Linked DNA regions of Homo sapiens: region 2 is linked to region 1. A link is an interaction called in ENCODE POLR2A ChIA-PET data of the cell type or tissue named here. Cell type or tissue: Panc1. All regions are shown on one strand. Links, peaks and the distances in the headings refer to the core of each region. The heading gives the core; the rest is flanking DNA.

Evidence for each region. ChIA-PET counts read pairs that join two places held together with the same protein. Peaks named below come from ENCODE experiments on the same cell type or tissue, not always from the same donor. Only the 100,000 strongest peaks of a DNase experiment are listed, where the experiment ranks them.
Region 2: POLR2A ChIA-PET joins it to region 1 with 9 read pairs; 2 of 35 experiments call an interaction of 5 or more read pairs at or near these places.

Annotation. Positions count from the first base shown.
Region 1 is chr17:61,057,460-61,073,020 of GRCh38, forward strand. The region is part of intron 19 of BCAS3 (BCAS3 microtubule associated cell migration factor); the gene reads left to right. BCAS3-AS1 (BCAS3 antisense RNA 1) reads right to left here. Exons shown (of 6, transcript NR_186507.1): 3 at 13,381-13,423; 4 at 12,546-12,664. It also overlaps the pseudogene RPL23AP74. Among named protein-coding and RNA genes, the nearest start is that of BCAS3-AS1, 71 kb to the right of the region's middle. In Panc1, for the core only: no CTCF peak of the experiment used is centred there; no DNase peak of the experiment used is centred there; H3K27ac peaks cover 3,784 bases.
Region 2 is chr17:61,289,616-61,305,176 of GRCh38, forward strand. All of the region lies in intron 22 of BCAS3 (BCAS3 microtubule associated cell migration factor), which reads left to right. Among named protein-coding and RNA genes, the nearest start is that of TBX2-AS1, 100 kb to the right of the region's middle. In Panc1, for the core only: no CTCF peak of the experiment used is centred there; no DNase peak of the experiment used is centred there; H3K27ac peaks cover 2,096 bases.

The DNA of each region.
Region 1 (15,561 bases), core at 3,589-11,588:
TTACCTTGAGTGAGTCATTGCCTTCTACGCCTCAGGTTTCTCATCTTTATAATTAAGGGTGTGAAAATCTTTTTCAACTTTCAGATTTGGGGAGATCCCTGCCCTAGAATCTCGTAACTTGTCCAGAAACTCATGAAAATTCAGACCCAAGACATGTTAAAAGAGGAGGAAACAAGCAGCTAGGACACCTGAAGTCAAGGTCTTTGTCTTGTTACTTTTTTTTTTTTCACATTTTATGTAGCAACAGGATTTTCTAATAGTTTGCAAATAATTCCTGATTATACAATAGTAGAAACAAAGCAGCCTGTGCTATTCTTTATGGAAAATGTATGTTTCATAAACATTTTTAAGCGATCTTTTTGAATTATTTCTTATTTCCAAGAATACCTAGAAATCCCTTCTTTCTTCAAATTAATGTATATATGATTTTAGTTTTTCCTATATGTTTTAATACTTTGTTTTAAATTATAGTCTTGTGTCTTTAGCATAGCTACTTTTTTTTTATATTGAAGCCTCTTTTAGCTGCTGATTATGAAGCTAACATATTTAATATTATTTTTGTTTCTGGAGTTCTGACTGTTCCATTTATCAAAAGTTTTAATTTTGCTTTGATAGTGTATAAGCTCTTATCATTACTGAGTTTCTCTTTCTTTGAAAAAATTTTTCTCTCTTGATTTTTCTTACTGAAAGTAACCAGCCCAGTAACCGAGGCATAAGGTTGGTGGGTGAGTGCCACAGATTGTCTCTCTGCAGCTTCAGTCTCTTCTTCCCCTTATTGTTGTCATAGGATAGGAGACTTTTGGCCATATGATTCTGTGGAACTTGGCAGGGGACCAGAAACACCATATTGCCTTCAGTGCCTTTATGCCATCAGTTTCTTGTCTTTTATACTACGCTTTCTTTGTATTTTATGACTTTGTGAAGAACATCTGTAACAACCCTATATGATGTGAAATCTGGTCAAAGCTGAGATTTGGGGATTTTTTGAGGATAGCGTTTTTTTCTTTTCTTGGTCACTCGGCTGATTTCTGTGCTCTTTTCTAGATGCTAGCATGTCATCCGTGGTTGCATCATGTACACCTTTAAATATGAAACCAACAAACCAGTATTTTCTACGATGAAAAATTTTAATCAGAGGTATTATAGTGTATGTAAAGTAGCACTTTGATTGTTTCTCTCACTGCATGTGAAGCTTCCTTCAATGTCTGTAACCTTGTGTTGTGACTTCTGGTTAAAGTAATTTTTCCCCATTGTTTGATCACAGTATAGGTATCTCTGATCAGGATACATAACTGTTTATTATGATTATAGAAAAGATTATATTAAGTGAAGCAGACATTGAATAGACAAACAACAGACTCTCAATCAATGATATAATTGACGTTTGGGGATAAAAATCTCTTACATGTTTTATATGATAAATTTAACTTAAAATAATGAACTTAGTAGGTAATGAAGTGATAAATTGAGGTGAGGTGATTTTGCTTAAGGTGAAGAATGTGATCTTTAGAGTCAGCAGTCCTGAATTTGAACTCTGTCTCTGCTACTTGCTATCTGTACAGCTTTAGGCAGATAACCTCCCCGAACTCTTTTTTCTCCCCATCTTTTTTTTTTTTTTTTTTTTTTTTTTTTTTTTTTTTTGAGACAGAGTCTCGTTCTGTTGCCCAGGCTGGAGTGCGGTGGCACAATCTCGGCTCGCTGCAAGCTCTGCCTCCTGGGTTCACACCATTCTCCTGCCTCAGCTTCCCGAGTAGCTGGGACTACAGGCGCCCGCCATCACGCCTGGCTAATTTTTTGTATTTTTAGTAGAGATGGGGTTTCACTGTGTTAGCCAGGATGGTCTTGATCTCCTGACCTCATGATCCGCCTGCCTTGGCCTCCCAAAGTTCTGGGATTACAGGCGTGAGCCACTGCACCTGGCCTCTCCCCGTCTTTAAAATGGGTATTAATAATACCTACCTTACAGGATCATTGTTAGATAATATGAGATAATTGATCCAAAAAGGCTTACCCAAGAGCTTGGATAGAAAAAAGAAACTCACTAATGATAGCTGGTGGTTGTACTTAGTTGTGTGAGAATGAATACCCTTCTTCCGTGAGGTCTTTCTTGCTTCTCATGATTCCACCTACTTTATGACAGATACTGCCAGGTGGCACAGGTGAACATACTTTGTTGTGAAGAGAAAGCGTTTGTATTATATCTCCTCTGATCTTCAGTGGTCAGCTGGACAAGTATGGCTCTAATATTGGGCACATTTTCAAAGCTATAGAAAGAAATTTTACTGGCTGGGCACGGTGGCTCACACCTGTAATCCCAGCACTTTGGGAGGCCAAGTTGGGCAGATCGCTTGAGTCCAGGAGTTCTAGACCAGCCTGGCCAACATGGTGAAACCCTGTCTCTACTAAAAACACAAAAATTAGCCGGGCGTGGTGGCGCGTGCCTGTAATCCCAGCCACTCGGGAAGGCTGAGGCAGGACAATCTCTTGAACCTAGGAAGGAAGGAAAAAATGAGTGGGAAAGAGAGAAAGTGAAAATGAAAGAAAGAAGGGAGTGAGGAAGGAAGAAAATGCAGGGGAAAAGAACTACCTCACTTTGTTATACAAGATGAAAATAAAATGGTATACAGTAATGAAAGTAAACCAGACCTAAATATATTTTTTTTATTATTTTTATTTTTATTTTTTGAGACAGAGTCTTGCTCTGTCGCCCAGGCTGGAGTGCAGTGGCGCAATCTTGGCTCACTGCAAGCTCCCCCTCCCAGGTTCACGCCATTCTCCTGCCTCAGCCTCCTGACTAGCTGGGACTACAGGCGCCCACCACCACACCCGGCTAATTTTTTTTTTTTTGTGTATTTTTAGTAGAGACGGGGTTTCACCGTGTTAGCCAGTATGGTCTCGATCTCCTGACCTCATGAGCCACCCCGCTTGGCCTCCCAGAGTGCTGGGATTACAGGCGCGAGCCACTGCGCCCGGCCACCAGACCTAAATGTATTAACATGGATGATACATATAGTGTTATGTGGGAAAAAAAACCTGTTCTAGAAAAGTATTACTATGATTTTTTAAATTATCACTCACTGAATGATCCTGAATACTTCATGTATTCCACACCCTAGCCAAGAAGAGTCAAGATGACTCTCTGTCAGTCTGCAGGTCAAGAAATGGTTGTTCAATCTTTTGAAACATTCATAAAATAGTTTTTAAAAAAATTATTGGAGAAACGTTAGACGTACATAGTACACAGTTAGTTGTATAAGGAATCTACCAATTACCAAGTTTCAACAATTTACAACATTCTACCACAAAGTATCCTAAGAAAGTCATTCACTATTGTGTCTTTTTACCCATGATTCTTCACTATACATCTGATTATAAAGACTTTTTAAAGATCACAACTCCCCACCATTACGTAAAACAGGTGAGGCAGGGACAGTGATTTGTGGAGATCTCTGTTTAGTAGTTTGACGTTGTGGAGTAGGCAAGGAAGATCAAGCCTGGAAAATGCTCTTCTTACTTTTGGAAAGTTAAAGAAAACCCTGCAGTAGTTGTGGGCTTGTGTTCTCTGTCTCATGCTTTCCCCTATCCTCTCGGTTTTGAGAATTTTCTGATTAATTTAGAGTTAAAATATGGAAAACATCATGAATGCTTAATGATCATTTAAGAAGATTTTAGATTATTTTCCTAACTATAGGGTGAAAATGTTTGGTGCCTTCCAGGTCTAAAAGCTTTTGTCTCTCCATGCCAGGGCAACTTTGCCTCTTTTGCTTAGGCAAGAGAAAATCTGTATGTAATTCTTCCTGCTGCATAATGATGTGGATTTTCCTAGTATGTAACTAGATAATAAATAAATGAAACATGAAAAAACCACATTAAGTCTTTGCAAAAAAAAATTATTTTTGCCATTTTTACATTTGCAAACATCACCCCCCATCCTCGCCTGCTTTTTTGTTGTTGTTTGTCAGGGCTTAGTGTAGATGCTAGACTGAATACTACATTAGAGCCTTTGCTATTCAACTGTGCCATTGTAGATGGAGTCAAGAACAGTAAGTTTTCAATCACTGTCCTATTGCCTACATGTACAGATGGGTACATCGATTACTGCACACAATTTAATGACCAAAAATAGTGATTATTTACCTTTACAACATCAATTTACAGTAGGTTCCATATATGCTCTACTCATCCTAGTATCTTATCAAGTATATTTTAGAGTGTTCCTTGAATTTATAATGGAGAATTGATTATTCCTGAAAGAAATGCATCTAACATTCAGGTTTGGCTGTGAGAATACCGTTGCTACTGTTGAAGCATTACAACTCATAATTCTACACAGAATTTAGCTTAGGATGCTTTCAGCAAATAATCATTCTTCTGAACAAAAAAACAACGTGTTTGAGCAGTTGATAAAGCTGGTCCTATGTTTGATATTTGTGTGTATAAATACAGAGATAATGATAAATAAACAGATACGGAGACATTATGCATAAGCAAGTTAGAAGTAGCACACCCCCTTTAAAAAGTTACTGAATCTAAAAATAGGGGGAAAAACACATAACCCACTATGCAATAAGGTCAACTTTTATTTTGTTTATCGTTTTCCAACTTCTGTTGATATATATCTGATTTGTTTGCTTGCATATATTGACTATGGTGTGCTGCACCATCTGTATCAATTGTATTGTTCCTATTCCACAACTTTTAATTAAATATGAATTTTTATATCATGTTTATTTTATAAACATGATATACACGGTTTAAAAGGTAACAAAAAATATCCAGTGGAAAATAAATCCTCCGTATCTCCCAACTAACCTCATCCCCTCCCAGGAGGCAACTACTATTAGTAATGTATTGTATTCTATACTCCTGTAAAGGTAAGCTTTAATAAGAATGCTCTTATTGTTACATATGAGTCTGGCCAGATTATATAACCCATGATAAGACAACAGTTGTTATTCACAAGCTATAAGCAAGGTACTTTATAGTTATGATACAATTCTTTAAAATAGTGTGGACTTACTTTTCCAGCTATCCTACTGTTGGTGATTTAATGTACATACAGTGCAGTTGTACTATCAAATGAGTTGCACTAGTGTGAGTTCTAGTAGAACACATTAAGTAGATATTGTGTGTGTCTCTCCAGGTAGATATGAGGGGACTTCAAAAAGTTTGTGGAAAAAGGGAGTTAAAAGATACAAATTAAAAATATAAACTTTATTTCTCAAGATAAGCCCCATCAAGTTAAAGATATTTTTGTAAGCGATGATACTAGCCATTTAGTCCATCCTAAAAACTGAAGGTCCTGGGAATTTAATTATGTCAATGCTGTCTTTTTTACATTAACTAAAGAAAAATGGATGCCCTTTAATGATTTTTTTTAAGATTAGAAGCAAAAAGAAGTCTGAAGGAGCCAAATGAGGACTGTGAGGTAGATGCCTCATGATTTCCCATCAACACTCTCACAGAACTGCCCTTGTTTGCTGGGAGGAATGAGCAAGAATATTGTTGTGGTGGAGAGGACTCTGGTGAAGCTTTCCCGGGCATTTTCCCACCAAAGCTTTGGCTAATTTTCTCAAAGCATTCTCATAATCAACAGATGTTATTATTTTCTTTGGCCCTCCAGAAAGTCAACAAACAAACTGCCTCAAGCATCCTAAAAAACTGTTGCCGTGACCTTTGCTCTTGCCCACTTTTGCTTTGACTGCACCACTTCTGCCTTTTGGTAGCCATTGCTTTGATTGTGCTTCGTCTCTTGGATCCTACTATAACAGTAAAGCCATGGTTTATTTACAGTTTTTTGTTTTTTTGTTGTTTTGGTTTTTTTTTTTGAGGCAGAGTCTTGCTCTGTCACCCAGGCTGGAGTGCGGTGGCACAATCTCGGCTCACTGCAGCCTTTGCCTCCTGGGTTCAAGCGATTCTCACGCCTCAGCCTCCCGAGTAGCTGGGACTACAGGCACCTGCCACCACGCTTGCTAATTTTTTATATTTTTAGTAGAGACGGAGTTTCACCATGTTAGCCAGGATGGTCTCGATCTCTTGATCTCGTGATCCGCCACCTCGGCCTCCCAAAGTGCTGGGATTACAGGCATGAGCCACCATGCCCGGCCTCCTGTTATAGTTCTTTGAAGAAATGCTTCAGGATCTTGTTTCCACTTGATTAAAATTTCCATTGAAAGCTTTGCTGTAGTCTGCAGCTGATCTGGGTGCAATGCTTTAGGCACCCATTAAGTGAAAAGTTTGCTCACCTTTAATTTTTCAGTCAGAATTGGGGAAGTGGAACCAATTGAGATATCTTTGGCACTGGCTGTAGTTTCTGCTGTTAATCATTGGTCCTCTTCAATTAAGGCACAAAGAAGATGAATTTTTTTCCTATCAAATTGATATGGATGGCCTGGCCACTGAAGACTTCATCTTCAATACCATCTTGTCCCTTCTTAAAACGAACTATCCATTTGTAAACTGCTGATTTCTCTGGGGCATTGTCTCCATAAACTTTTGGTAAAGCATCAATAATTTCACCATTCTTCTACCCAAGCTTGACTGTAAATTTGACATTTGTTCTTACTTCAGTTTTCCATGAACTTTTTGAAGACCCCTCCTAAACTCCACCTTGTCCTTAAAATGGTTTGACCTTGCAAGTGCTTTGAGAGGATGGTTATAGTCTGTTCACTTCTTAGAAGTATATTAGAGGCTGGGTGTCATGGTATACACCTGTAGTTCCAGCTCCTCAGGAGGCTGAGACAGGAGGATCACTTGAGGCCCAGGAATTCTAGGCTATAGTGCACTATGATGATCATGCCTGTGAATAGCCACTGCATGCCAGCTTGGTCAGCATAGCGATACCTATCTCTTAAAAAAAAAAAAGTATACTTGGACTGTTTGAAATTTTTCCTTAGTAGAGTAACTGATCTGGCTGATAGCATGAACCCATTATGCTTTATTCTTTCTCTCCATTTTATGAGATATTTAGGGCCACTAAGAAGTAAAACTAAATTGTGAGCCCAGCCAGACTCTCCAGGGGTAATTTGTCCAGATGCTAAATGTCAAATGACCTCTTGGTAGCAGGAACAATAAATGAAAGCTCCTTAGTTTATGTCTTCTGTAGTAATATTATGATACTGTGGGGGTACAGAAAAGGAGATGGGGAGAAAAGATGCACCCAGAGTTGTCAGTTTTTCAGTGAAATCTATTAGTTTATAGACAGAGAAGATATATACTTTTTCTAATTATATATTGCCTGTGACTGTTCTTCTGGGAATGTGACATAAAAGGAAAGTGAAACCAGAGATGTACAATACTGACTGTTAGAAAACTTTAATAATTAATTAGAGAACATCTATGGTACTACAGGGTCAGGGCACAAGGAAGATCATTGATCCCTATAATATATAATGTAGATAAAGCTTGTTCCCCTTTATGTATTGTTGTTGCATTGGTATAGGGATGGCTGCTAATCAACAGAACAGCCAGTGATATTCTGTGGAATTGCTTTACTGCTCTGTGTATTAGATTTAGTGAATTCCTCTACATTTAAATTGTCACATTTATAAATCAGTGTGAATTTAATACTACCCATTTTCAAGTAGTTATGTGTGTTATTTTTAATCTGAAAGGGTTCTCCCTTTTTTTAGTCATTTAAAAAATCACACTTTAATTTTTGCCACTTTGATATGTATGCAATGATAACTTGAATCATTAAATCTCCAATTACTACGATTTAAATATGTTTGTTGGATATTATAATTCCTCCTCTGTGAATTGCTTGTTCATTGGGAACTGCCTTTGTTCATTTTGCTTTTGGATTATTTGTCTTCTGAACCTTTGTTTTAAAATGGCAAATTTTAGTTTCTATACTAAGAAACTACATTCCCAAGCAGAATTTCATCCTTATATCCTGAGTGCTTTCTGATCAGAAACAGAGTTTGGTAAATAGCCCTTGCTTATTGTATGGCTGCTATATAAATGCTGTTTTTAATAAGCACCAAAAATATATTGAGGTTTGTCCTTGGGAGAGAGTTTATCACTGTTGGCCTTTGGGTGAACTTTGAGCCTGAGCTGTTTCATTCAAGGCAGCATGATGTCATTTAACTGCAAATTTCTCTGTTGCTAGAAAAAGGAATGTTGTTCCTCTAAATAACCTAAACGACTGAAAAATGCTGGCACAACATTATTCATCTCTCAGGTCTCCACTAAAAACTTTCACGTGCTAAGGGTTTTATTGTTTGTGGAGGAAGGGTGGGGATATGGTAAAGAGTAGGAGAAAACAAAAACTGTGTCTGGTCCTGAATCTGAAGAATTCCACTGCCCATATAAAACTCAGCTGCCAGTAGGACCCAGTAAACTCACTTGTCCAGATAAGAGCTTTTGGGTCCATCTTTGATTTTTCACTTATAAATCAGTGTGAGTTTTAAATTTATAATTAAACTTACAAATGCATTTAATCTTCATTTATAGATCAGTGTGAATTTTTGAATTAAGAGACTCTAAATTTCTATTTCTATATATTCAGCCTATTATCATATTTTAAGTTTCCAACAAAATCTTAAAGCAGGTAACTATATGATTATCTCACATATAAAACTAGGTACCATTAGGGTCAGCATTTTTATCCTTAATTTGAGAAGCAGATTTCTCTGATAGTGATAGCATTGCAATTAATTTCAAGGAGTAGAACAGCTTCTTAACATCTGCTAGAGTTGGGAGGCTGGAGTTTACAAACAGTGGTACCTGTAGTTGATCAGCTATGTCCTCTAAAGCTTCCAGAGCTACAGCTAAGAGAATTTATTACTGGAAATTCAAGAAATGTAGGAAAGGGTAGAACAAGAAGAACAAAACCAAACCAAATAGACTTTTCCTTCATTACTTTCATAAATAAGCACTGCTCGATGTTCATTATGCTTTGTGCTTGTTTATATAAAGAGGATGCTTACAAGCTGTGTGTAGTCTTTTAACTTTTACATGCGTTGGCAGTTGTTTTTCATTGCTTTAAATGAAATGGTACTGGATACAGATATTTTTATTTTTATTCTTGCTTTACAAAGAAATATTTAAATCTTATAAACTTCATTTTTACAAGGTCTAATTTTTTTCCTGAGTATCTTAAACCATGTCCAATATAATGAGAGTAATTAATTACCTGCTCTAATGTACAGTATATTTAATATGTTAATGATAAATATCTTACCTTTTGTATTCTAAGTAGAAGACTAGATTAGTTGCAGATGAACTTTTTTGATATCTAGCTGTTTCTCTGGGGATATTTTAGAAAGAATTTGATTCCATAAAATTGAGGTTTTCTTCTCATTCTTTTGGGGGAAAAATTGAAATGTTAGGTTTAAATTTTTCTAGGAATGGTAATAACTCATTCTCGGAATCCTGGTTCAAATTCACCTATCCTAACCTGTATTAAGTAGTGTTAAAGAACTAGATATTTGAAGAAACTTAAGGATGTCAACTTAGAGGTCTGTTAATGTTTATACCTTTAATCTTGCAATTATTATTTATATACTTTAATACTTTGTACCTATAGTTTAGCAGTATGTAAAGCAACACTTTTAACTTTCTCTAACCGATAAATACCATATTTTCTGTGGGTAATTTTTTAAAATTCTTTACACATTGATTCTTGTATTAAGTTGCAGAAGGCATCTAAAAATTCAAAAATAGAACTCTTCTAAGATTTTGATTTGAAAAGTTATATTATTAATTGACTTTTTGGAACATTGTGAATTTTATTATATAGGATTCAGACCTAAGGATGTTATTAAGGGGACATTAATCTTTCATTTCATAACTTTATTTATGTGTGTATGTGTATATATATATATATATATATATATATATATATATATATATATTTATACAGACTTGGCAGTATTTTTGGTTTAGATTAACAGGACTAATTTTCAAAGGTCAGCCCTAAAGCAGATTGGCTTTTGTTTGCTTTACACATACTCACATATGAAAATATATAAATAGGCTGAACACAGTGGCTCACACCTGTAATCTCAGCACTTTGGGAGGCTGAGGCAGGCGGATCATGAGGTCAAAAGATCGAGACCATCCTGGCCAACATGGTGGAACCCCACCTCTACTAAAAATACAAAAATTAGCTGGGTGTGTGGTGCGCACCTGTAATCCCAGCTACTTGGGAGGCTGAGGCAGGAGAATCGCTTGAACCTGGGAGGCGGAGGCTGCAGTGAGCTGAGATCATGCTGCTGTATACCAGCCTGGTGACAGAGCAAGACTCCATCTCAAACAAACAAACAAAAAAAAAAAAAAATATATATATATATATAGAAACACACACATGTATACACAGAAGCCCATATATTCCTATAAGAAAAATACCATAAGTGATTTTTTAGCTCTTATTTACTCACTATAAGCATGATTTGCTTATAAATACTAAAAACAGACAGGCTCACAGTTACCTCATAATGATCTACTCATCCTGCCTTTGCTCGTTGATGTATATTTAGCAAAAGCCTGTGTGTAGAGGCAGTACTTTTGAAGTTGTATTCTCTAAAGTAAATTGATAGTATTCCCTATTCAGTATTTTCCTTTTCAGTTTGGCAGATAAGGTGTGTTTGAAAATTACTGTACTAAGAACATGGCTAGATTTATATCCTTGTACCAAGTTTATTAATTATCTAAGGACAGTTGGTAAATATAAAAGATACTAAACATTTTTCTTTAGGGTAGCTATTTTGTATCTTGGTCCATTGAACTTGGATTTGCAAGATATGTAACTTTATTTTTCTTTAAATAAACTCTATTAAGTTTTTTTTAGTACCTCCATTCGAAGAAAGGTGGAAAAATTAATCTCAATCAATTATACCACCTCCAAAGTTACATCTAAATTCTCTAGGGTGTTCAGGGTATAAAAGTATGAGGTAAGGGATTTGGGGACATTTTGTCCTAATTGTCACCACTGACATGTCCCATTTCCCCACCAGATCATTGGCCATTGGTTCATATAGGTCTCTGCAGCATCCATTCTTGTTTCTCATCCAGCTCCTGTCAGTTGTCTGGACTATGTCCATATTATTCTTGTACATGTATGAAACATTCTTCTCCTCTAAGCTATGGAGAACATGGTAAGGTTGTCACAGACCTGGCTGTACAGACACACTATGTGCACACCATTTCTACTCTTGTACCATGTGGGATCTCTTGCCACTTCCCTTAACTCTGCCCAAGATTGAAGACATAAGTTTTCACCGCCATTGGTCCCTAAAACTTCTTCTGGGATTCTGTCGTTTCCCACTCCTCTTTGTGACCCTCTTTTTTCCCCTTTCTGTCTCTGCCAGTCTCGCTCCAATCTCAGGGTATCATTCCTAATATTTGAGTGGTTAGAAGCATGGAAACTTTGCTCTTATCATATTTTCTTTTTATCAAGGTTGTAAATTCTTTTTTCCATGTGAACAGGTATGTCATTCCTTCCCAAGGTAGTAAACATAGAATGTTCTTCCTACCTGGATTGAGAGAAATTTTTTAATATAAATAAATGCAAGTGGTGAAATAAAATGGATAGACTTTGTCAGAGGAGCAAAAGAGAGGATAATTCTATTTAAAGAAAAAGCCAAAGAAGCATTAGGTAAAGCCAAAGACACAAATAATGGTAACCCACAATTAAAAAACAAAAAACCAAAGAAGTGACTTGGGAAATAGTAGAAGGAGAGATGAAAAAGAAGCATTGAAAAAAATCATGCAAGACCAACAAGAATCCCCAAATAAATGGAAGTCAAAGATTGCAGATTTACAGGAAAAGGGAAGAGTAATAAAGCTACCCAGCCTGGGTTTGCGATAGGGAAGGTACAGTTTCAGGGCAGGTAAACTAAATTTGATAGTGATGATGAATGTGATGGAGAATGGTGCAACTGAGCCAATGAAAAGAGCAAAAGAAGAAACAAAGAAGAACCTGCGCCACAAGGACAAAAAACAGAAAATGGTGCCAGAGACCAGTAGTTGAGTGCACAGATTTTTAAATTCATTTTAATTAGGTTTTAAGCTGCTTTTGTTTTGGGACTTTTAAAACAAAATCCAAATTAGGCCTACTATTCAATGTCCACCTGCAAGAAAGGAAAACTTTCAGGCCAGGTGTGGTGGTTCATGCCTGTAATCTCAGCACTTTGGGAGGCTAAGGCGGGTGGATCACTTGAGGTTAGGAGTTTGAGACCAGCCTGGCCAACATGGCAAAATCCCGTCTCTACTAAAAATACAAAAATTAGCCAGGCATGGTGGCGCACGCCTGTAATCCCAGCTACTCAGGAGGCTGAGGTGGGAGGATCGCTTGAACACAAGGTGGAGGCTGCAGTGAGCCGAGATCATGCCACTGCACTCCAGCCTGGGTAACAGAGTGAGACCCTGTGTAAAAAAAAAAAAAAAAAAAAAGACCCTTTTCACAAGATGGCGCCGAAAGCGAAGAAGGAAGCTCCTGCCCCTCCTAAAGCCGAAGCCAAAGCGAAGGCTTTAAAGGCCAAGAAGGCAGTGTTGAAAGGTGTCCACAGCCACAAAAAGAAGAAGATCCGCACGTCACCCACCTTCCGGCAGCCGAAGACACTGCGACTCTGGAGACAGCCCAAATATCCTCGGAAGAGCGCTCCCAGGAGAAACAAGCTTGACCACTATGCTATCATCAAGTTTCCGCTGACCACTGAGTCTGCCATGAAGAAGACAGAAGACAACAACACACTTGTGTTCCTTGTGGATGTTAAAGCCAACAAGCACCAGATTAAACAGGCTGTGAAGAAGCTCTATGACATTGATGTGGCCAAGGTCAACACCCTGATTTGGCCTGATGGAGAGAAGAAGGCATATGTTCGACTGGCTCCTGGTTACGATGCTTTGGATGTTGCCAACAAAATTGGGATCATCTAAACTGAGTCCAGCTGCCTAATTCTGAATATATATATATATATATATATATATATATATATCTTTTCACCATTTAAAAAAAATAGAAAGGAAGCTTTTTTGTTGTTGTTTAACTTGTCTTTTTTGTTATTCACATGAGAATTTTTTTGAATGTATAGTTCTATTTGTGTAATTTCAGATGATTCAATATCAAAAGGAAGATTCTTCCATGAAATTGCCTTTGTAATATAAGAATGTATTAGTACAAACTAAGAAAATATATGCTATATAAAAAGAGCAAAAACTTAGTTTATTTTTACCTTTTTGTGCCCAAAGCATTTGAGAATGAATTTTAAACTAGAATGTTGGCTATTGATTATGGGCCCTTCCCACAGATAATTTATCCTGTCTCCTAGGCTGGCCTTCTGTATTTACACAGGCAGCCTGGTAACATTAGAAAGAATTACTTGTCACAAAGCTTTTCAATACTATATGTAGACTGACTAAAATCAAGAGACTTACTGATTTCTTTGTATGAAAGTTGTGTGACGCTGGCAGGTCATATCTGTAAAACAGAAGCCACCTAAGGTCATTTCCAAACACTTAACCACCTTTGACTAAAACAACAACAACAACAACTACAACAAAAACTAAGAAAAGTATTAAATACTGGTAAGCTGAACATTTTAGATCTGTCCCTTTAACTTATGCATATACTGGCTTGATATGTCCCCCAACATCAGCCATGGAAAACAGAGCCTGGCTCTTCTGCTATAATGGCCATTTATACTGAAATTTGAGGTTATAGTGAAGAATTTAGAAGGATAACAAGTGGACAAAAAAAGTAAATCCTATGAAAATGATAGTACCTTTCTATTTTAAATTTCCTAATAATTTATAGCTAACTTAATCTCATAATAACCATGCTTATTTCAGAATTTTCTTGTCTAGATTTTAGAAATGGCAATAAGTAACTAATTATTTTCCTCCTAAGCTCTCAAATGAAAACCAGTTTTTCATATTTTTTCCTTTTAAAGAATAATGTAGATTCTCCAAACTTTTACTACTGATCTATTTTAGAGGAATGGCAGTGAGTCTACTCCTGTATAATGCAGCTCTCAAATTTTAATGTGTAATAAAATCACCTAGGGATCTTGTTGAAATGCAGATTGTAATTCAGTAGGGCTGGGTGGGTGGAGCCTGAAGTTATTTATTTCTAACAAGCTCTGCGAGGGATGTCAATGTTAATGGTCTGAGGACCACATTTGGAGGAACAGCGTTCTGGCTTGGTGGTATACTGTTGGGACTGTTCTAAGGTATTCCATACTACATATTGTAATTCCTAAAACTGTATAGAGAATCCAATACTAAATATAATAGGAAGACCAACAGATTTTAATAAATATATTACATTACCAATTATTATGAACAGTAATATATCTAGTTGTATGTTTAACACCACAGTGCCAATTAATGATTAATTTATTGTGAAAAAAATATGTTCTCTTATTGCACTCTTCTTTCAGACTTTTCAAAATTATTTGGATTATAGTTAGCTTCTAATTATAAGCTTTTCCTGTTTTGATGTTTGTGCTTTTACCCAATTTAGTAATAAAAATGTATCAAACATGGAAAAAATGGTGAGGCAGAGGAAGGATATTTATTTGATAATGAAAAATATTATCCCACCAGATTTATTTTTTATATTGCCCATCTTCTGATGGCTTCCAAGTATGCTTAATTAGAAAACTATTTTTGGTGAAAAAAGGGGATGGAAATTCTTATAATCTCTTTAGGATTTTGGGGTGCATATTTATGGTACTATTTCTAGATGTATATTTGGAATCTTTATTACTTCCTTTGGAAAGTTAATGAGGGCAGAGAGGATCTTTCTCCCTTCTCACTGTGGAAAATTCCAAACATACACAAAACTAGAAAATAATAGTATAGTGAGCCTCCATGTACCTATCAGCCAGCTATAACAATGATCAACTAATGACCAATCCTGTTTTCATCTGTAATTCTACCTCCCACCTTCATCCCTGCACTGGGTTATTTTGAAGCTAATCCCAGACATTATAATATATTATCCCTATTTTGATGATGGATAAATAAGTGTCCAGCCATTCTAGTGCCGTTACTTACTTAGTACAGAATCCAAAACTCCAACCACCCAGTAAATACTTATTGAGTACTTGTTCTGTGACACGTACTAGTCTAGGCTCAGCATATATAAAACACAACATAAACTTTTGGAGAAATTCACATTAGGTACTAGCTAGTTACGTAAGGCATGGTTACTCACTTCTACTTAAAAATTGCTAATTGCTTTCCATCATATTACTCGAGCTTTATTACCAAAAAAAAAAAAAAAAAAGAAGAAAGGAAAAGCCCACAGTAATCTGCTGGTCCTACTTCCTTTGCCTTACTGACTTAACCTTCCACTCACAACATGGCTTATCCCACCCAACCACAGTGGCCTCCTAGCTGTTACTTATTCCCTTTATGTTTACATCTCAAAATCTTTGTACTTAACATTCCCTTGGTCACACCTCTCCTTCAGATATTTGCATAACATATTACCTCACCTCTTTAAAATCTTCTCTGCCCTCATCTGCTTTCCAGCCTCTACATATTTTCCATATTCACATTTTTCACTAGTATTTAAGGGGTGGGAATTTCAAGGATCCTCTTGTTCTCTTC
Region 2 (15,561 bases), core at 2,911-10,910, 230 kb after region 1:
CTGGAGATTAGAGACCCCGTTCTTGCCGACTCCACAGGGTTGCACTGCTTAATGTCAAAGCCTCACGTATTACTCTAACAGCACTCCTTTTCTTTATTAAATCCACTTTGAAATAAAAAAAAAATGATGATCTTTCCAGTAAGGGGGAGAAGGCTAAAAGGATTTAGAAAGTATCTGCTATGTTACATTACAGAGACTAATAACTGTTTAGGGAGTAAGTAACATTTTTGCACCATCTTAAGCCATAAAAGCGAAGAGAGGTATAAAGGTCTGTTCCTTAGAATCAATTTGTTTGAGTGTTTATTTTGCCCCGTGTCCTTGCCTCCAGGTTTCCTTCAAAGTGTGAGCAAAGCAACTGGGAAACTGATGTGAGTGCTGATAGCCAAAAGGTCTGGGACACTAAATTTTTCAGAAATTAGGGTGTTTACTTGGGTTCGTGTGTGTAAAGGGAGCATGGGAAGGGAGTGTGGTGGTGGAAAGAGTTCTACTTTTATACTTAAAAGAAAAAATGCAAACTTTGTGTTCCTTTGGAGGCCGAAACTAAGCTTATCTCCTTCATCTGACTTTAATGAAGACATATTTTAAGCAGCTGCACCCATGTCAAATGTCATATTTTGGCTCAAAACGTCCACCTTCTGGGTGGGAGTTTTCTCAAACTAAGAAGTTGGTAGTAATTATAAGCTAATTGAGGAGCAGTAAGCAGAAGTCTGATTGTCACAAAACGTAAGTTAAAAATTATATAGATGAAAAAAGAGTGGCATGAATTGGTTATTTGTTAAAGCTGGCAGTGGGGTTTATTATACCATTCTCTCTGCTTATATATGTTTAAGATGTTCATAATAGAAAAACAAATCAGTTTAAATAAAATGCTTAGCACTTACTAACCAAAAATAAACCAATGTGAGCTAAAATATTAAATCACCAATTATAGCTTTTTAATTTATACTTTCAGAGAGATCTAGATAACGAAAAACGACAGAGAATTTGGGTGCCTCTAATTTGTTTACTACCCATTAGGGCTTGAAGCTTCTTTCTGTTTATTCCTTTATAGTCAAATGCCCATTACTTCAACAGAATTGTTCCAGGAAGGTAGGATTCCATCATTAAGAGCCCAGAAAAAAAAGCCTTGAAAATCTTGGGAGTAAATGTGGTCAAGGGACTTTTTAGTTTGCATTTTTTTTTTGAGTCAGAGTCTCGCTCTGTTGCCCAGGCTGGAGTGCAGTGGCGTGATCTCGGCTCACTGTGAGCTCCGCCTCCCGGGTTCATGCCATTCTCCTGCCTCAGCCTCCCAAGTAGCTGGGACTACAGGTGCCTGCCACCACGCCCGGCTAATTTTTTGTATTTTTAGTAGAGACGGGGTTTCACCATGTTAGCCAGGATGATCTCGATCTCCTGACCTCATAATCCACCCGCCTTGGCCTCCCAAAGCGCTGGGATTACAGACGTGAGCCACCGCGCCCGGCCTAGTTTGCCTATTTTAGCCAAGCACTGGCGAACCAAGTCCATTTTGTGTTTAGGGTTTCACTTGTTTATTCAGCAAACATTTGATGAACAACTACAGCCTACCAGGTACTTTGCTAGCTATTGGTGATTTAAACAAACAAACAAACAAAAGAAACGAATAACCCAGGCTCCAACTCTGGAGAAACTTACCATCTTAAAAGGAAATATTTAAAACACGATTACATATAAAATAGCATGAAACCTTAAAAATAAAGGCCACTTTTAAACATTACTATACTTGATGTGGGGAGAGGAATTGAGCTTGCTTTCTGTAGCTCCCGGATTATGACTTAGAGAAGGATTGTGAGATTTGAGATGAGCTAGGAACTGTTTTCAAGCCAACTGCTAGATTGGTATGTTGTTTCCATTTGCATTTTGAAGTTTGGAAAGGGTTCACACCTTTAAAATGTGGTTCATATTTGCCGGGAAAAAAATGGCTTGTTTTGCTGTGCTTCCCATCCAAGAGCTGACAAGTCACAGCTTTTTATTCTGACTAACAGCTTGAAGGTATCACCTCTGCAGGCTCCTGACACAATGAATTGCGGTTCTTCATTTATGGCAGTTTGTGCTTCGTGTACACTTTCATGTGTTTAGGATGGTTGCCCAGTTTTAAAGTAGCAGCTCTTAAAATAGCTGGAAATGGATTTGGAGTTCAGGTTTGGTTGAAAGTGGGCTGATGGTGGTTGTGCGTGTGTCGGTGTGTGCCCACTTGCAAGCCTGTATGCACGCCCGTGCTGCTGTGAGTCAGTCCAGAGCAGTTTACACAGGGGTCCACTGTGATAGAAAATATAAGGCATGTAGGGTGAGGAGGAAGAGGGTGGGAGGATTGCATCTAGTGATCCTGGAACAGTTGCTCAGACCAGCATTTAGTGTTTTATTAGGAGAGAACAACTCTATAAAAGGAACAAGAGGTTCAATCATTATAGAGTGGGGCGACAGGAGGCAGCTGCCAGCATGACTTTGAAAACCCTTGGAGATCCTAGAAGACTTGCCACATGTAACGTGGAGCAGCTGCTGGGATCATTTAGGAGAAATGCAGAACTTGGCACCCACCCACGCCTTCAGGGGATAGATTCTAGGATCACCCCAATGTTTTCTTTAGATGAGTTCCAACCCCACCCCACCCCCACTTTCCTTGCCATTGAACATTCTCACAGCAGCTCTTGTATTTTTCTTTTTTATTCCAGGTAGTTTTGCAGAGAATTAAGAGAAAAGGATAGTCCCCTAGTTTGATTTGAAAAGAAATGAGGGGCCGGGCATGGTGGCTCACACCTGTAATCCTAGCACTTTGGGAGGCCGAGGTGGGCAGATCACTTTGAGCTCAGGAATTCGAGACTAGCCTGGGCAATGTGGCAAAACCCCATCTCTACTAAAAATACAAAAATTAGCCAGGCGTGGTGGTGGGTGCCTGTAATCCCAGCTACTCAGGAGGCTGAGGCATGAGAATCGCTTGAACCCAGGAGGCAGAGGTTGCAGTGAGCCGAGATCACGCCATGCACTCCAGCCTGGGTGACAGAGCGAGGCTCCGTCTCAAAAAACAAGAAAAAAGAAATGAGGGGTGAGGGGTCCTTTATGCTTGGGGGTCAGGCAGGTGTGGCCAGGTTGGGAGAATACAGAGGGTCCCCTATTCTTATGCCCATATGTGTACTTCATAAACAGATTGCCACAACCTTGCAAACTATCACTTACATGATGTCATGCAAGTAACGAAGTATGTGAATTTCATTTTTAAAAAATCTGCCTAGGATGTCTGTTTTTCATCAATACATACAGAATATTTGCAAAGCTGAACCCTTCAACTTTAAAAATCTCCAATTAAATCATATAAACGTAAGCAATAACCAATGTTCAAATAAGCCAGAAGAAGGTTATTTATGGGGGGTTATTCTTGACAAGTGTATCATTTGACATATGTATAAAATTTTTGGTAAAGTTTTCTCAGAGTATAAATGCCAATAACTGCTGAAATTTGGCAACCAGCACATTTCTTCTGTGGACTCATGTTCTGTAAGCAAGCTCAGAGACCACCAGTATGTTCGTAAAAATTATTACTGATGTAATCTTGAACAGGAGGTGGCCCCAACTTCATTTGGGAACAAATGGAGGGAAAATTAAAGGGTAGATGTGGAAATAGTCATAGTTTCATCTTTAGAAGGGATATTAGAAATCGTGCAGGTTGGAAATCTCACTTATAGCTTGAGAAAATCCTCCTGCCCCTCTACTCCAAGAGATTCTGATAACTTCTCTCCTGCCTTACCTCCCTCACCCCAGTTTGAAAATCATTCTCACTCTTACTAATAGGAGAGCTGCCTATCATCAGATATGTTGAGATGGTGAAAAAAAAAGTTAAGAACTGCACGTTTAACCTTCTTGGCTCGTTTTTAAGACAAGACTATTAGGGCCCAGAGAAGTCCCGTAGAGGATAGCAGAACAAGGTCTTCATATTCTGTCACTTGGAAGTGACAGGTATATGGACCCAGCCATTTCTAAGACATTAAATCACAACCCTCATGCTGTTGCCATATGACCAGGGATCAGCACTGTCAAGTATGAAAGAGAGAAGACTATGGGGCTGGTGCTATGAGGAACTATATAGGGTCATATCCTTAAGTTCCATTATGTGCAGGATCTACTGGAAATAGCACCTCATTTTTATTTTTCAGACAGGGTCTCACTCTGTCACCCAGGCTGGAGTGCAGTGGCACGATCTCAGCTCACGGCAACCTCTGCCTTCCAGGTTCAAGCGATCCTCCCACTTCAGCCTCCCAGGTGTCTGGGACTACAGGTGTATGCCACTGCGCCTGGCTTATTTTTGTATTCTTTTGGTAGAGGAGAGGTTTCACCATGTTGGCCAGGCTGGTCTTGAACTCCTGACCTCAAGGGATCCATCCTCCTCGGCCTCCCAAAGTACTGGGATTACAGGCGTGAGCCACAGCATCATTTTTCTGCAAAGTAGTTTGTTGTATCTCTAGTTAAATAGTTAAGCAATAGAGTATTTCATCCTTGTATTTTCCAGTCTCCAAAATAAGTTATTTTAAAATACAATAAATGTATAGAACAGATCCCAACTACTGTAGTTAAACTTATAATGGAGTTACTCATCATGTTTGAAAAAAGCCTTGCAATATAATATCATATGTTTTTATTCCAGGCCCACAAATAGGTGGTAGTACTGTGATGTCCCTACTCACGGGTCCTTTCCCTCTTTATTTGAGGGACAAGGAACTTCCCACCAGCCTAGGGAAAATCATCCATCCTAAGTATCTTTAAACATTTGATTTGATTAAGTCCTACAAGGAACAAGCAGAGTTATGCTAGCCACAGCGTGGTATTTGGAATTCCTTTTGTTATTAAAAAATTCCATGCTGGTTGTATGAGTTCAGGAAGCCTGAGGAGGGATAAGAAATAGACCTTTTGTCTAGTGCTATTTTAACACACTTCTTCAGGTGTTGGTGGGCAAACTGGCCTTGAAAGGCCTTGAGTTCTTAACATAGTTGAGTCTCAGGCCCAGGCTGGGTAGCAGAAATGCCCTACCTCATTGAGTACTCTTCTGTTTCATCTCTTCTGTCCCTGTATTTGTCTGGATTCTCAAAACATTGTCTTGTCACTTAAAAACATTAAGACGTGCTCCATCCAGTCTCCATTGCTGGGATTTAGTCTGTATTTGATGCAGCTGGTCTTTGGGATGAGCTCAGTCTTCCCCAACCATCATAAGGCAGTTTCTCTTGAGACTTCTGGTCCATTGCTACTCTTGAGATCTTTGCCCCGAAGTCAGCCCTCTCTGCCCCTATGGTGCCTTCAGTATGACAGGTCAGTTAAACATCAGCTGCCTTAGTAATTCAGGAAACAAAGACAGCCTCCAAGCCTCTGATGACATCACTACTCAAGACTGTGTCTGGCAGGAAGGGCTTGGTGTCACTTTATGAAGGAGACAAGCTGAGAATCGCACCTTCTAAACAGTCCCTGCTAAGTGCTGAAGTCTTGATTGGAGATGTGCTGTCCCGAGGCTTCTCTCTAAGCCCTTGGAGGGTATGCTCCCTAATAAGCTGCCCCAGAGAGGCAGTCCAGACAAGGAATTCCCTTTAAATGGTGGGTCACAACATCTGGAATGATTGTGCTGGATTACTAGGGAGCCTGGGCAGCAACGCTTTTCATCCTTCCTTAAACTTTATTCTCAAGAGAAGTGGTTTATAAGGAGCAGGTGATACGCAAAGAGGCGTTGGTGATGGAGACTTCTGCTGGAGAGCAGCCTGGCTCCTGGGGAGGATGAGCAGAGAACCCCTGTCTCTGACACTAAATGCCCAGCGTAATCCCCAAGGCAAAGGACAGACTGAGAGAGTTTTGTCAGATGAGTAGCTGTCTCTCTGTCTCTGCCAGGGGAACTCCTTTCCTGTGGGATTGCTGCTGCCAAGAGTGACAGTGCCTTCCTGATGAGGGTTCCTTTGTTCAGGTATTTACCTGGTTATAGTAAAGCCTATTTCTGATACCACTCAGGTCAAAAAACTGTCGTGTTGGGATGTCCATGGTTGCCGTTTGAAATTTCTGTAGGTCAGGCGGGGCGCGGTGGCTCATGCCTGTAATCCCAGCACTTTGGGAGGCCGAGGCGGGTGGATCACGAGGTCAGGAGTTCAAGACCAGCCTGACCAACATGGTGAAACCCCCGTCTCTACTAAAAAAAAAAAAAAAATTAGCTGGGCGTGGTGATGCACATCTGTAATCCCAGCTACTCAGGAGGCTGAGGCAGGAGAATCACTTGAACCTGGGAGGCGGAGGTTGCAGTGAGCCAAGATTGTGCCATTGCACTCCAGCCTGGGCAACAGAGCAAGACTCCGTCTCAAAAAAAAAAAAAAAAAGAAAGAAATTTCCGTAGGTCATCACAATTTTCAACACAACAGTTGCTTAGACAGCTCCTGCATCAGCCCAAAAGGGATATGAAAAGTTTCTTTCTCCCCTGAAAATGAGTTTGGTTTTGCCAGTGATATTTAGAAAAATATTTCCAAAATTTCTTCCTAGCGACATAGAATGTAAATGTGTATCATTACCATAAGAGACAGATGTCTGTTTCCATACTCTCTCATTCTTCCAGTCAGGTTAAACAGGCTTTACCCAGAGGTCATATGCATTCTCCAAGTTCCTGGTGGTTACCTTGAGTTAGCCCTAATGACAATTTGATGAAACAGTTGCTGGTAAAATCAGCAAAGGCAACTAGCACGATCACTATGAGTTGATGGTCCCAAAGGCCCATCCAGTGGGTTTGAGGGAACCCAGTGGTTCCAAGGCAGGCAGTAATAATATTTTTCCAAACTTCAGGTTCTCTGTGGAGAGGCTGTTCTTCAGAATTCTGCCTCTTTTTGAAAAAGGTAATTTTGACGAAGGTACATGAAATAGAGCCCGAATATTGACATCATCTCCAGCCAAAGTTCTCATTCCCCAGTGTGAATTCTTTCCTGTCCCTCTTGCAGTTATTACTATGTTTTTCTGTAGGAAAAGATGTATTTACTAGAACATATTTCTACCATTTTATTGGTTTATTTATTTATTCAACAGAAATTTATTAAGCACCAACCACATGGCAGAGGAGGCATCCTGGAAAAATTATTGACTAAACCAAGTCTTGAAGAATGAGTTGCAATTAGCCAGGCAGCAGCGAAGAGGGAATAGCACTTGCAAAGTCCGTTTACAAGAGGAGACAGAGCACAAACAAGGAGCTGTGTTTAGTTCAGGATGGCCAGGACATAAGACATAAATGCTTGGAGTTGTAGGAGAAATAAAGGGCTGATCATGGGGAGGTTGGGTTTCATGGTAGAGAGTCTGAAGGCTTTGGGGAGTCCCCTTGGAATTTTAAACAAGGTAATATGATCAACACGTGTTTCGGAAAACCCACTTAGGCTACAGTGTGGAAAATTGATTGAAGTGGGGTGAGACTGGATCCAGGAAACCGCCAGGTACCAATTATTTATCGAAGTGAGGAGTGATGAATGCCTTCCGTAAGGTAGGGATAGGAGGAATGGAGAGGAGGCTCCAACATGGGAAAGGAAATTCAGGGGCTCCATGACAGTCAATGCATATGGGATTTAGAATGCAATAGAAAGGTGGGAGTCTAAGATGCCACTCAAATTCTGGCTTGATAACTGAGTAGAAAGCAGTACCAGTCACAGAGGAAGAGGCTGGGGATGGAGGAGAGAAGGTGTGTTCACTTTGGAGCATACTGAGTTAAGGAGCCTAAAGAACAGCCGAGAGAAAGGGAAGCCAAAGTCATACTCCTTGACTTTTTCTTTATTGGCTTAGACTGTCTGGTGATCTAGTGGTGTGTGTGTATGCCGGGGGAGGGCAGAGATGGGCACGTGAAAACTCTCAGCATCCAAGAGAAGTTCACCTAAACCCTCCTGTTATTTCCAAAATTTGACCAGATGTTTAAGCAAATTAACAAATGATTAAAGCAGCAGTCAGCGGGGACCTAGACCCCTGTGGAAATAAGCAAAGGGGCAAAACTGCAGAGAAAGCCAAGCCCAGGTGTTCTTGTTGAAGGGAGGTCAGTGTGATGGGGGTCCTCAGTGGTCGATGGGCAGAGTCAAAATGAAGCAAGCTGAGTCTGGTGGAGAGGGTGAAATCGGAAATCTAGGAAAAGTACAGGTGTTCGTGTTCACTGTGAGAATAACTTCTACCTAACAGCTATGCTCTCAACGGTATTTTTATTCCGTCCACTGTTGGTAGCACATTCTACTTTTCTCTATAGCCAAGTATTTTTCTTTCTCTAAGGGATGTCGTCCCCTAAAAAGACTGTTTCCAATAGTATCAAACGACTACCAATTAGTATTTTGTTGTAGCAAAATGAACTAGCAGCTGAGCAGCTAACTTGGGTCTCCCTGCAGCTTCATCAGTAGCTTTTTGTGGGGCCTTGGGCAAGTCATAGGTTTCTCTCTGGACCTTAGCTTTCTTCTCCATAAAGTTAAGGAACCTATCCTAGCAGGTTTCTAGAGTCACTTTCAGCATGATCCTTCTATATTTGTGTTCATTACTGGTTTGAAAAGGCCACGAGTCTCACTTAGAATGGCAGCTTCTTCTCACTCACCAAAGACATAGGCCTGGACATCAGCAAAACACTTCAGTAAATTGTAGTTCCCAACACACTTTTATGCCTAGTGTGTAACAGGGCTGGAAAACTGCCACAGAGACACTCACTACAGCCCTTAACTCATTAGGGGTCATTTAGAATGTCAGGTTTAAAAATCAGCTGTCCCCCCAGGCCCCTCCCCACCCAGTCAGCTCCCTAGCTAGCCTCATCTAGAGACTGCATTTCTCATTGATCTTAAAATAAAAAAGGAAATAAAATGAAAAGGACTTTGGCTCTAGTATGTGGAAACTCTTCCAAATGCCCTGGTCTTTGTGACCATGCAAAGGCTGGCTCTCTTGAGCATCATCACTCTCCGTGTGAGTTGATCCTCTAGCTCACATTCTCTGCCCTGAGAATAATGATGAGAGAGATCCTCGGGAAGGCCCACTGCCTTTCCAATCTACTTCCAAAAGGGAGCCAGAATCCAAGCCCCCAAAGGGGACGTCCCACACCCTGCATCCTCCACCTTTTCAGTCATCCTTCTCACCCTTCTCTGGCAACAGAGAGTTCAGTGCCCTCAAGTGTGGGCTGCCTTCCAGTTCAAAGTAGTCACATGCCATTATTTATTTATTTATTTATTTATTTATTTATTATTATTATTATTATTTGAGATGGAGTCTTGCCCTGTCGCCTAGGCTGGAGTGCAGTGGCGCAATCTTGGCTCACTGCAATCTCTGCCTCCTGGGTTCAAGCAGTTCTCCTGCCTCAGCCTCCTGAGTGGCTGGGATGAGAGGCACCCTGCACCATACCCGGCTACTTTTTATATTTTTAGTAGAGATGAGATTTCGCCATGGTGGCCAGGTTGGTCTCTAACTCCTGACTTTAGGTGATCCTCCCACCTCAGCCTCCCAAAGTGCTGGGATTACAGGCATGAGCCACCGTGCCTGGCCTATAATTTAAATGTAGATAGCAAAAGATGAGATTCTGAGGGCCGGGCACAGTGGCTCACACCTGTAATCCCAGTACTTTGGGAGGCTGCGGCAGGTGGATCACGAGGTCCGGAGATTGAGACCATCCTGGTTAACACGGTGAAACTCTGTCTCTACTAAAAATACAAAAAATTAGCCTGGCGTGGTGGTGGGCGCCTGTAGTCCCAGCTACTTGGGAGTCTGGGGCAGGAGAATGGCGTGAACCTGGGAGGCGGAGCTTGCAGTGAGCTGAGGTTGCACCATTGCACTCCAGCCTGGGTGACAGAGCGAGACTCCATCTCAAAAAAAAAAAAAAAAAAAAAAAAGAAAAGAAAAAAGATGGGATTCTGAGTAAACTTGGGATAAGGCGTTTAAATAAATTCATGCCAACTCATAGCCATTTCATAGCATTCTTTAGAGGGTTTGGCGTTCATTGCCCAAAGAATCTCATTAATATTTGTGCTATTAGTGTGGGGCAGTTAATGAGTATCAAAATGGTTGCTTCACACACAGCTATTAGCCAGAGAGGTTTAGTTGCTTACCTGTGGTCACACAGCAAGTGAGTGATGAGCCAGGATTAGGAACAATCCAGGTGGTAATGAAACTGAAATGTTTTGGCTCTGACAGCATAGTTCAGCAAAAGGATGCGGGTCCTAGGACAGGGAGTGCAGCTTAGCCTTTGAGTCCCATTGTTATCCCAGGAGAACTGTATTTTCTACTTTCCTGAATTCTATTATGACAGGTTTTAAAAAATGATTTCAAATTTATGTGTATGCACGTGCATGAAAATATGTGGCTGCTCACAGATACGTGTATAGAAGATGAAAGAGAAAAATGGACAACTTATAATTACAGATATTTTCATTCATCTGGTATCCAGATGATCTCCCTTGATTCTGACAGTTTTGACAAATCAGTTTATTAAAATTGTAAATGTAACCCAGAGCTGTTTAGTACAGTACTAGGCAGAAGGTGCTTTCTCCTCACGTTACATTTTGCTGTTGCATTATTAGAAGTAAATACAGCTTATACTGAAAGGACAAAACAGCCAGCCAGTCTTCTATGAGAAAGATGTCACTTGCCACATACAGTCCCAGTTGGTTTCACTGTCCCGAGACCCTAAGGATGTTTTCGTAGAGCTTTGACCTTGATGAAGCACAGAGAAGTGTCTGGTCCCCATGCCCGCCCTCCTCCCCTTTAACTCCTCGCCTGCCCCTTCAACTTCAGTTTTCTAAAGAGAAAACTTGCTCCCTAAGCTCCCAGAAGGCATTACTCAGGTGACATTTGGGGAAGGAAATGATCAGTAGGGCAAGTTTTAATTTAGGGCATTTAAACCCATTGTGCTTAAGTACCAGATTTCATTGCAGACTCTTTAGAAAAAATGTATGGCATCTTGACGCAGTGTTCCTGGCCAAAAAAGAAAAGAAAAGAAAAGAAAAATGTATGGCAGTAAGTAATGCCATGCGAGGGCAAGCTGGGAACAGTGAACACTCAAACAATGAGAGAAGAAATGTACAAAATGTGGAACTCTCTGCATTAGCTGAAAATAGGGAAAAGAATACCTTTTTTTCCCTCATCACCTACCACAGAAAGTTCAGAGAAGTTTTTATTTCATATCTGATTAGCTTCAATTGACAATGTTTTCTACACTCTGATTTTGTTCCAGCAGCTTTCCTCCTCCCTCCCTCTTCTAGCCTCTGCCCAGGAATCATTTGTAGGCAAACACATATATTTGTGACAGGACATCTTCATCTTAGTGCCACAGACCACTGGCAATCTGGCCAAGCCTGCAGACCCTTTCTCAGAATATTTTTAAATAAATAAAGTGTGTAGGAACATAATTACCAAAATATTTTAAATGCCCACACATTTATGATATAGTAATATATGTACTTATTTTTAACATATTAACTAAACAGAATTCATCACTGCTGTACTTTCAAAGTCAAAATGTGTGTGCACCAGGGGTCAGCAAACTGCAGCCCACAGACTGTTTTGTAAATAAAGTTTTATCGGAACATAGCCATGCTCACTCATGTACATATTGTCCATACCTGCTTTCACACTACAGCAGCAGAATTGAATAGCTGGCCTCATGTCATATGGCCCTCAGAGTCTAAAATATTTGCCATCTGGCCCCTTTCAGAAAACGTTTCCCAATCCCTGGTGTAAATTGCAACAGTAGTAATGTGCAATGAAAAGACTGATTTCGGCCGGGCACGGTGACTCACGCCTGTAATCCCAGCACTTTGGGAGGCCGAGGCGGGTGGATCACGAGGTCAGGAGTTCGAGACCAGCCGGGCCAACATACTGAAACCCCATCTCTGCTGGAAAAAAATACAAAAAATTAGCTGGGCGTGGTGGCAGGTGCCTGTAATCCCAGCTACTGAGGAGGCTGGGTCAGGAGAATCGCTTGAACCCGGGAGGTGGAGGTTGCAATGAGCCGAGATTGCACCATTGCAGCCGGATGACAGTGAGAGACTCTGTCTCAAAAAAACAAAACAAAAGACTGATTTCTCTTGGTTACAGCCACAGGTTGCTAACTACTGTTTTCTGCCTACATTATAATTGATATAAATGCAAAATTTCAGTTAGAAGTTAACAAAAACATAGGAGTGATTTTTTTCACAGTCCAAATTCATGGACCACCTGAATTCTATTCATAGATCTCATGGAGGCCTGTGGACCCCAGGTTAGTAATCACCAAATGGGATTACAGTTAAAAGAGCCTTTCAGCACAAATAGATACTTTCTTTACAGTGTAAAGAATCTGCACCCTTTCCGCCCCCTCACAAATGTCTGCATATTTTCATATCAATGAAAAAGACATCAGATCATCTCTAGAATTAGGTGAAGCACGGCCACTTTGAACGCTTATTCCCATTCTGCAGAGACCCAGTGGCTTGCTGAGGAAAGGCTAGTTCTGTCAGCTAGTCCTAAGAAAAAGTTGAGATTCTCTACACATACAGTCAGCTCATTACCTCCTCCCTGTCCCACTCTTGCCATGCCAGGAGAAAGAGCCAAAAACTCCCCCCTCCCCCGACTCCCAGGGTTCTCCTGTTCTCTCTGGTGTATTACTTGACTTTCCTCATCTTGTCTCTTAATGTCACATCAGAATGTACCACGGAATCTGACTTTGCCATTTGTGTGGCTATGATGTCTTATTCTCCAGAGACGACTTCAAGTATTCAGCAATAACTCATGTCCACTTAATGTGAAAATTGGTACCATCTAATAGAATCTTCAACATGCTAACCACACTATTCCAATAATGAAATGCAAATTTTCCTGCCTTTTTACTATGGTCATTTTTAGATTCTTGAGGAATGAAATATCCTCTTTATTATGAATTAAGAACTGGAAATTAAGATGTGGAGTATTGTTACACTATTTTTAGATAGTCTCCTTATCTGAAGTCCTAGGCTATCTTGTTTAATACTGACAATATAATTACAAGGTGCATATCATTATTACTCCCATTTTCTTGCTAAGGAAACTAAGATTTAGGTTACATTGATGAGTGACAGAATTCTAGAATTCATATTTTTTTTTCAGCTTTGAAAGAACAGACAACCCCACTTTATCTGATCCTTCATTTACAATATCAGCTACGGCCTCTGGATGTGTTTTTATCTAAGAGAATCCTACAGTAGTTCAGACTTTGTAGAGAAAGGCAGTGAGACGGAACAGTTCTGGCCATAGGGAGGATGTAGGGTCTAGATCACTTTCTAAATTCCTTTTCCACGAAATACGGGCTTTGAGAGAGAAGACCATCTATCTCTAAGGTCCCTTCCAGTGCCATCTGACCATCCATGGCTCTAGGATATTCAAAGCAAAAGATAGTTGAGGCAGCTCAACTTGTGATGAGTTCCCCTGTCTGCCTTTCAGACTGGCCATGGAAGGGAAAGGCCTGTCCGACAACAGGACCTCTGAGATGGACCCGAAGCACTTCAGCCCTTGTCCTGTGTGCTGAGCAGCTCTGCTGATACAGCAAAGCTGGGGGATAGTATTGATTTTCCAGATAATATTAGCATGTCATCTCATTGAGACAGAATGAAGAGGATTTATGGGGAGCCAGAGCCGCACACTGCTGCAGGAGGCCCAGTCTGTGGGCATCTTCTGAGCTGCCTAAAACAAGAATAAAATAGTCCCTCATCTATGAGCGTGGGGAAGAATGTAAACAAGCACCCGTGTTTGGGGATACAGCAGCGGCCTGGAACTTCTGAACGGCCAGAGAAACATCCAGTGGGTGAGAAGGAACACATGGGCTTCACCGAGCAATTAGTGCTGTAGGTTTAATAGAGTTTGAGTACTGATCTAGGTTCAGCTCCATCGCCACTCAGCTTCCGGGATGGTGATTTGAACTGACAGTATTACCACCTGTTGTTCATTGGACTTTGGCACTTTCTCCTCCTGCTGTCATTTCTCATTACTGCCCTTGACTTCTTTCTAGAAGAGTGGGTACAGTGGGGAGTGACCAGCCCCCAGGAAGAGGACACAGGTACACGGCAGTGTGCACCCTCTCTTCTTTTGCCTATTTCTGGCTCTGCATGGCTTGAGTCAGAGTTGATATTTCCCCATCCCTTTTGTTCCCTTACAGCAAGCACTTACCGTGCTGTACTGTGGTTTTCTGCTTACATTTCTGACCTCTTTCTGGACTGTGAAGTCCTGAAAAGCAGAGGCTGCAAATGCATCTCTGTGACCCCAGCACCAAGTCTTGTGCCTGGCACTTAGTAGGTGTTCAGCAGCATTTGTTGGAGAGATAGATGAAGAGTAGGCATATTGTTCCTAGTCTAACCCATCCCAATCATCCTCCACTCCCAGCAGTGCCATTTGTCATTATTTTCTGAATCCCAGTCTGTAACACCACCATCCACCCTATCAACAAAACTAGAAATGGGGGAATCATCCTTACACTGTCTCCTTCCTCACTTCACACACACCAGTCACCAGTTCCTGCTGATTGTTTCTCTCTAAATAGTTCTCAAATTTGCTCTTTATCCTTTTCATCCCTATTACCACCCCCAAGTTCATTGCCTCACTGTTGTAATTTAATTATCTGGTCTTCCCACCTTTACTTTGGCCTCCACTCACCTGTCCTGTGACACCACTGCTCTGGCCATGTCACTACCCATCTAAAGTTGTTGAGAGGCTGCATTTGCCCACAGTAAGAAACTCAAGCTTCTTAGCAAGGCCTGCAAAACCTTTCCTTGGTCAGGCTTCTGCCTGCCCCTGTATCCACAGCTCTGACCACTTGCTGCCTTGAGTTTTATGTTCCAGTGCCACCAGATTTCTTGTAGTTACCCATATTAGTCATATACTATTTCGTGCCTAGAGTGTCCTTCTTGCTCTTGTTTTTTCCATTCCCATTCATACTCATTGAGACTCAGCACGTAACGTCACCTCATCTGGGAAGCCTCGTCTAACCTTATTTCCCCCATGAAAGGAAGGAGGGAGGAAAGAGGAAGGGTTAAGGTACATCTCCTTTGGACTTTCATAGAGCTCTGTACACACCTCAATGTCCCTGACACAGGTAGTCACCTCCATAGTGAATTGAACATCCAACATGTCTTTGCAGTTCCCTAATACCCTTGAATTCTATTTTCCTTCCCAATCCTTTTTTTTTTTTTGAGGCGGAGTTTCGCTCTTGTCGCCCAGGTTGGAGTGCAATGACACAATCTCAGCTCATTGCAACCTCCACCTCCCAGGTTCAAGGGATTCTTCTGCCTCAGCCTCCTGAGTAGCTGGGATTACAGGCGTGCACCACCACGCCCAGCTAATTTTTTTTGTATTATTAGTAGAGATGGAGTTTCACCATGTTGGCCAGGCTGGTCTTTAATTCCTGACCTCAGGTGATCCGCCCGCCTCGGCCTCCCAATGTGCTGGGATTATAGGCATGAGCCACCATGCCTGGCCCCCAGTCCTTTTCTAAAGTGTTTATTCATATTGGGATAGAACTAACAAGTAAATGTGACCTTTTTTAGGAGGATTACCATTTGTATAGGGCTCTATCCCTCTGAAGATAGAATACTGGCC